Regions from separate parts of the Homo sapiens genome. Here region 1 is linked to region 2. Evidence: read pairs that join two places in POLR2A ChIA-PET (ENCODE). Cell type or tissue: CD4-positive, alpha-beta T cell. All regions are shown on one strand. Each heading gives the region's core, and the rest is flanking DNA. Links, peaks and the distances in the headings are about the cores only.

Region 1 (2,909 bases), core at 239-2,738, 200 kb after region 2:
CTCTTGTATTCCATGTTCACCTCTCCGTGAGTCTCCACTAAAGATGTGGCCAGGAGGAGTCTGAGCACCCACCAGGTCAAAGGGAAACTTCTTTCTCTCTCTCCTGGCTCAGAGAAGCCTCACCCAACAGCCAGGCAAAACAATTCATCCCTCCATCTTCTATCATGTGTAAGAAAACCGTGGGTCACCTTAATGAAATTTTTATTTTTTTTTTGAGATGGAATTTCCCTCTTGTTGCCCAGGCTGAAGTGCAGTGGTGCCATCTTGGCTTACTGCAACCTCTGCCTCCTGTGTTCAAGCAATTCTCCTGCATTCAAGCGATTCTCCTGCCTCAGCCTCCCGAGTAGCTGGGATTACAGGCGCACATCACCATGCCTGGCTAATTTTTGTATTTTTAGTAGAGACGGGGTTTCACCGTGTTGACAAGGCTGGTCTTGAACTCCTGACCTCAAGTGATCCACCCGCCTCAGCCTCCCGAAGTACTGGGATTACAGGTGTGAGGCCCCGTGCCCACTGCCCCGGCTACCACCCCCGCCTTAATGAAATTGAACCCTGAGCCTCCAGGCTGGGGATGCCTGGGGCTGGTTCTCCTCAGCTGAGAGGGCCTGAGCAGGCCAGCCCAGCCCTCTGCCCAGAGTTTCCTTCCTGCTGTGGCCACAGGGCTGCCACGGGGCACTCACCTTCCCACCTGCAACACTTCTGTCCGCAGCACAGCTAGGCCTAGCTGGAGCAGGTAACCCAGCCTTTACCCAAGACTTAAGGAGAGCAAAGAAGAAACAACCCCAGGGAATCATGAAAGCAGCTTTATGTGGCCTATAAGGTGGAATGTTCTCATCCTCAGCTTGTGGGAGTAGATGGGTGGTCTCCCTGCCTGACCCCACCTGGCAGACGCCAGCAGCCCCTGCCTCCTGGGAGGACCTTGAGTGGAACTGGACAACAAGGCCTCTCTCTGAGTGAGGCCCAGAAGTGGACAGCGATGAGCCCTCCTGCCTGTCTAGGGCTGTCATCCGAGTGCCACTGTTTTTGAGACAGGGTCTTACTCTGTTTCCCAGGTTGCAGCGAAGTGGTATAAGCATGGCTTACTGCAGCCTCGACCTCCTGGGCTCAACCAATCCTCCCACCTCAGCCTCCCAAGTAGCTGGTGAGACCACAGGCACTCAACCACCCCACAGGTTATTTTTTTCCCCCAGTTTTTGTAGAAATGGGGTCTCCCTATGTTGCCCAGGCTGGTCAGGACCTCCTGGGCTCAAGCAATTCTCCTATCTTGGCCTCCCAAAGTGTTGGGATTACAGGTGGGGGCCACTGTGCCCAGCCTCTGAGTGCCACCTCCTGCCTGACAATCAGTCCCTTCCCCAGTTGCCAGGCCCCAGAGATGTTTGTCTCTGTCAGAGAAGAGCCCAGCACTACCCACAAGGTCTACAAGAACCCATATTTGAGGGCGGGGCGTCCAGCAGATGGAAAAGAGGTGGGGAGGTATTCCTTAGGGGAAGAAGGGAGGGCACCGAAGTGAACAGGTGCTCGCTGCCAGCCTTGTCAGCACCACACACCTGGCAAGGCGCCTTAAACCTCACCTCAGCCCCATGGTGCAGAAAAGAAAACCGAAACTCAGAAGATAAGTAACCAGTACCTGGGCCTCGCCGCCAGGAGGCAACAAAGTCAGGATTCCAGCTCAGCTCCGACACCTGTGGCCTGGCTTTTAACAGTTTAGAGGGAGGCTCACAATTAAGAATAAATGCAGAAAAACGTTTGCAGCGGAGATAAAGAGTGTTGTGTGAACCTGAGGAAGGAGGGAGAACCTGCTCAGCTGGAGGCGAGTCTGAGGAGTCTTCCTGGGAGAGGTCCCCTTGAGCGGGGACCTGACCGGGTGAGTAGCAGATGGCATCCCCGGAAGAGGGGACCAGGAGGGCCGGGGTGTGGAGGGAGGACAGCAGTGATGTGGCTGCTCCTGGCAAGAGCTTAGGACGAGATATGGAGAGGAGACTGACGGGAGCCACAGGCCAGCTCTTCCAAGGCAGGCTAAGGATGTTGAGGTGGTTCTGCGGCGCTGGGGAGCATTGCAGGCTTGTGTGGGAGTAGGAACAGGTAGAGGAGGGGGCCTGCATCCGCAGTGCCGGGAGCGGCGCAGGTATCGGGGCAGGGATGGGGGATGGCTCTCGTTGCCGGCATATTATTGTGCGGTCCTTCGGCTAAGGTGTTAGCAGAGCTGGTGGGGGCCAGGTTGGTCACACTAGTCTCAGAGAAAGGCCTGAGGGGCTGGAAAGCAAGTGCAGAGGTGGGCTATTGGGACACTGTTGAGTGTCACAAGGACATGGGTTCGAGTTCTGCCTCCACCCTGACCAGCTTCAGGTTTCTAAGAAGTTGATCTTTGTTAGGTTTAAAAAAAAAGAAAAAAGAAAAATTCAGGAAAAGAGCCAGGTTTGGGGAGAAGATGCTAATCCCCGTTTTGGACAAGTTGAACTAGGGTGCCTATAGGTCAACTGCCCAGGCAGTTGGGAGCGGGTGGGGAAACCTGCCCTTCCAGAGCCTTCCATGATGGGTCTGCTGTGCTCCCGTCAAGGGTGGGACATTCCTCTATGAGAACACACATCAAACCGTGGAGTGCCTCGGCTGTCAGGCCTGCCTCCCAGCCAGACTGCACATGTAGAGAAGTAGAGGGAAGCTTACCTGAAGATGACAGTCCCGATGATGATGATGATGATGATGACGATGGTGATGATTGATCATGATGATGTTTTAAGAGCAGGGAGGCTGTTACCTTTTCTTATGGGCTGAAATGTGTCCCCTCAAAATTTATATTAAAATCCTAACCCCTAGTACTTTAGACTGTGACTTTATTTGCAAATAGGGTCATTGCAGACACAATTAAGATAAGGTCCTACTGGAGTAGAGTGAGCCCTTCATCCTATATG
Region 2 (2,909 bases), core at 133-2,632:
GAACTTGCTATCATCAGTGTTCTGCATTTTGGCCATTCTAATAGGTGTGTAGAGGTACCTCATTGTTCTTTTAATTTGCATTTTCCTGATGACATGTGATGTCGAGCATCTTTACATGTGCTTACTTGCCATCTGTATTAGTCCAGTCTCACATTGTTGTAAAGAAATACCTGAGACTGGGTAATTTATAAAGAAAAGAGGTTAAATTGGCTCATGGTTGTACAGGCTGTACAGGAAGCATGATGTTGGCATCTGCTTGGCTTCTCTCAATAAAATTTGGGAAAATTAAAAAAGCAACAGCTCTGAATGATTGGTCTCAAAATGAAATCATAGCCTAAATGGCATCAAGATACTATATAAAAATGTTTATCCATTCACCTATTGAAGGACATCTTGGTTGCTTCCAATTTTTGGCAATTACGAATAAAGCTGCAATAAACATCTATGTATATGTTTTTGTATGCATATAGTTTTCAACTCATTTGGGTAAATATCAAGGCACATGATTGCTGAATTATATGTTAAGAAACAGTTTGTTCTGGGGAGGCCTCAGGAAACTTAGAATCATGGTGGAAGGCAAAGGGGGCACAGGCACATCCCACGGCTAGAGCAGGAGCAAGAGAGAAAAAGGGGAAGGTGCTACACACTTTTAAACAACCAGAGCTCCTGAGAACTCACTCACTGTGGCGAGGACAGTACCAAGAGGATGCTGCTAAACCATCATGAGAAATTCACCCCCAGGATCCCATCACCTCCCACCAGGCCCTACATCCAACGTTGGGGATTACATTTCAACATGAGATTTGGGTAGAAACACATCCAAAGTGTATCACCACCTGTGTATTTTCTTTGGTGAGGTGTCTATTCAGATCTTTTGCCTATTTTTCAGTTGGGTTGCTTGTTTTTGTATTGTTGAAGTTTAAGAGTTCTCCATTTAGTTTGGATAGCTGTCCTTTATCAGACATGTTTTTTGCAAATAGTTTCTCACAATCTGTGATTTGCCTTCTCATTCGCTTACTGTCTTTTGCAGAGCAGGAGATTCTGATTTTGCTGAGATTTTGACTGAGATTGCACTGAACCTATAGATCAATTTGTGTTGACAGTGGATGACTGAGGAGCAGTCCTCCAGGCATCAGTGGAGCACAGGCTGGGAGATAGTCTGGCATCAGAAGGGAGTTGCAAAGGCTGGCGGCCTGCCAGGCTAGGAGGGATGGCTGATTCATATTGGAATCTGTACTCTCTCCTCTCCCACCCACTCTGTAGGCCTGAGTCATAAAGAAACCTTGCGGTGCCTTCCCCTGTGCACCCTTGGTATAGCTGTGAACACTTCCCTCTGCACAGACACATTGACACATGGGGCTTATCACAAGGGACACCCAGAGAGGCTTCCTTGGAGGTGCCCTTGCATGACTTACAGAGTGGCATCCCAGGGGAAAGTAGCTAGGGCTCCTCCCCTGGTCAATCAGACTATCTGGTCCTTTCTGCTCTGAAGGCAGAGACCTCATTTTAGGGCTATAAACCCAGGCAGGACAAAAATAAAATACACATTCCAAAGACTCATGTCATCCTCCCCAGAGCTGGGGAACCACAGCATGGGTGGTAGTCTAGAGGCTGTCCCTCAGATGCTTGGCCTTCCATAGGCAGTTTTGCAACTGTCAAATCCTCCCCGACATCTGCCCCTCTGCTGTGTGTGCTCTCCAGGGGCCCAGGGTGCCGGTTCCCTCTAGCCTCCTTCTACCAAATGAAGCTTCTGCACATGTTCTTCCAAACTCAAATTTCTTGTGGGTAAAATTAGATCAGAGAGCTGGTGTTGCCGGGAAGCTGCCTCGAAAGTGGGTGGCTGCGGGCCATTAGCGGTAAAGATAAGTTAAAATAACTCTAATAAAAATGATGTTGAATGTGGGAAGCTGAAGCCCTTTTTTTGCCCATTATCCTGAGAACTGGTTGTCTTTCTGTTATTCTAGTTGTTTTGGGCCTCAAAATTACATCTGTATTTAAACCAAAGTTTTTATTTTTCCACCCAGATAAAGCCAGCTCTTCTCCTGCTGCTCCGGATAAGTGATTCCTCATCCTGTGTGCCTCAGCTCCTGCCACCACCTCCAAGAAGCCCTCCCTGATCCCCTCACAGAGTTAGCTCTGCACATCCTCTTGCTCCCTGTCTGCCTCACACCAGCTTCTCTGTCACAGTCGGGTCACAGTTGCTCCCTGGGTCTCCTGCCCCACTGGACTGCGAGCCCCTCCTCAGCAGTCACAGGACATATTGATCTTTGCATTCCACAGAAGGTGCACCTAGGAAGTATGAGTCAGAGGAGTGAGTTGGTGCTTTAAAAACCAAAGGCTAAAATGCAAGTGCTGTTCCATAAAAACCCCAACCGTTGGCAAGGGAAGTGACAGGACAGGACAGGGAAAGCAAGGCTTTGGAAGCAGGAACATTTTACTTCTCCTGACACCAAGAATAACCAAGACATGATTCTCAGCCTGAGTGTCCTCATCTGTGAAATGGGGTCAGTGATAGCAATCTTCCCAGGTCATTTGAGATTCAGGGCACAGACCAGTTCCTCAGAAATGTTAGTTTCTTTTCCTTCCCTAGTTAATAAAAACACTACTATGTTGGCAAGAAAGCCTGGGGCTTAGTCCTGGCTCTGTCACTAACAGTTGTGTGACTTCGGGAAACTACTTTACCCACTGGGTGCCTGCTTTATTTCCTGTCAACAGGAAGTACTGATTGGTCTGTAGATCAGATTTTTTATAATGCTGATGATTAAAATTTTGAAACGAAGTGTTTCCTAAGAGTTTCAGTCTTAGGAATGGAAACAGAGCCTAGAAAGAAGGTTGTCCACTTTTCATGGATGATGTTGGGGGCTGAGGCTTCAGTGTCACTGTCCTGTTGGGAGTGGCCGGAATCGCTC

The links. ChIA-PET counts read pairs that join two places held together with the same protein. Peaks named below come from ENCODE experiments on the same cell type or tissue, not always from the same donor. Only the 100,000 strongest peaks of a DNase experiment are listed, where the experiment ranks them.
Region 1: POLR2A ChIA-PET joins it to region 2 with 6 read pairs; 2 of 35 experiments call an interaction of 5 or more read pairs at or near these places.

Annotation. Positions count from the first base shown.
Region 1 is chr7:36,311,112-36,314,020 of GRCh38, forward strand. No RefSeq gene overlaps it. Among named protein-coding and RNA genes, the nearest start is that of MATCAP2, 55 kb to the right of the region's middle. RefSeq lists an enhancer at 421-938. In CD4-positive, alpha-beta T cell, for the core only: no CTCF peak of the experiment used is centred there; a DNase peak (open chromatin) is centred at 1,620.
Region 2 is chr7:36,114,444-36,117,352 of GRCh38, forward strand. No RefSeq gene overlaps it. Among named protein-coding and RNA genes, the nearest start is that of EEPD1, 37 kb to the right of the region's middle. In CD4-positive, alpha-beta T cell, for the core only: no CTCF peak of the experiment used is centred there; a DNase peak (open chromatin) is centred at 1,278; H3K27ac peaks cover 510 bases.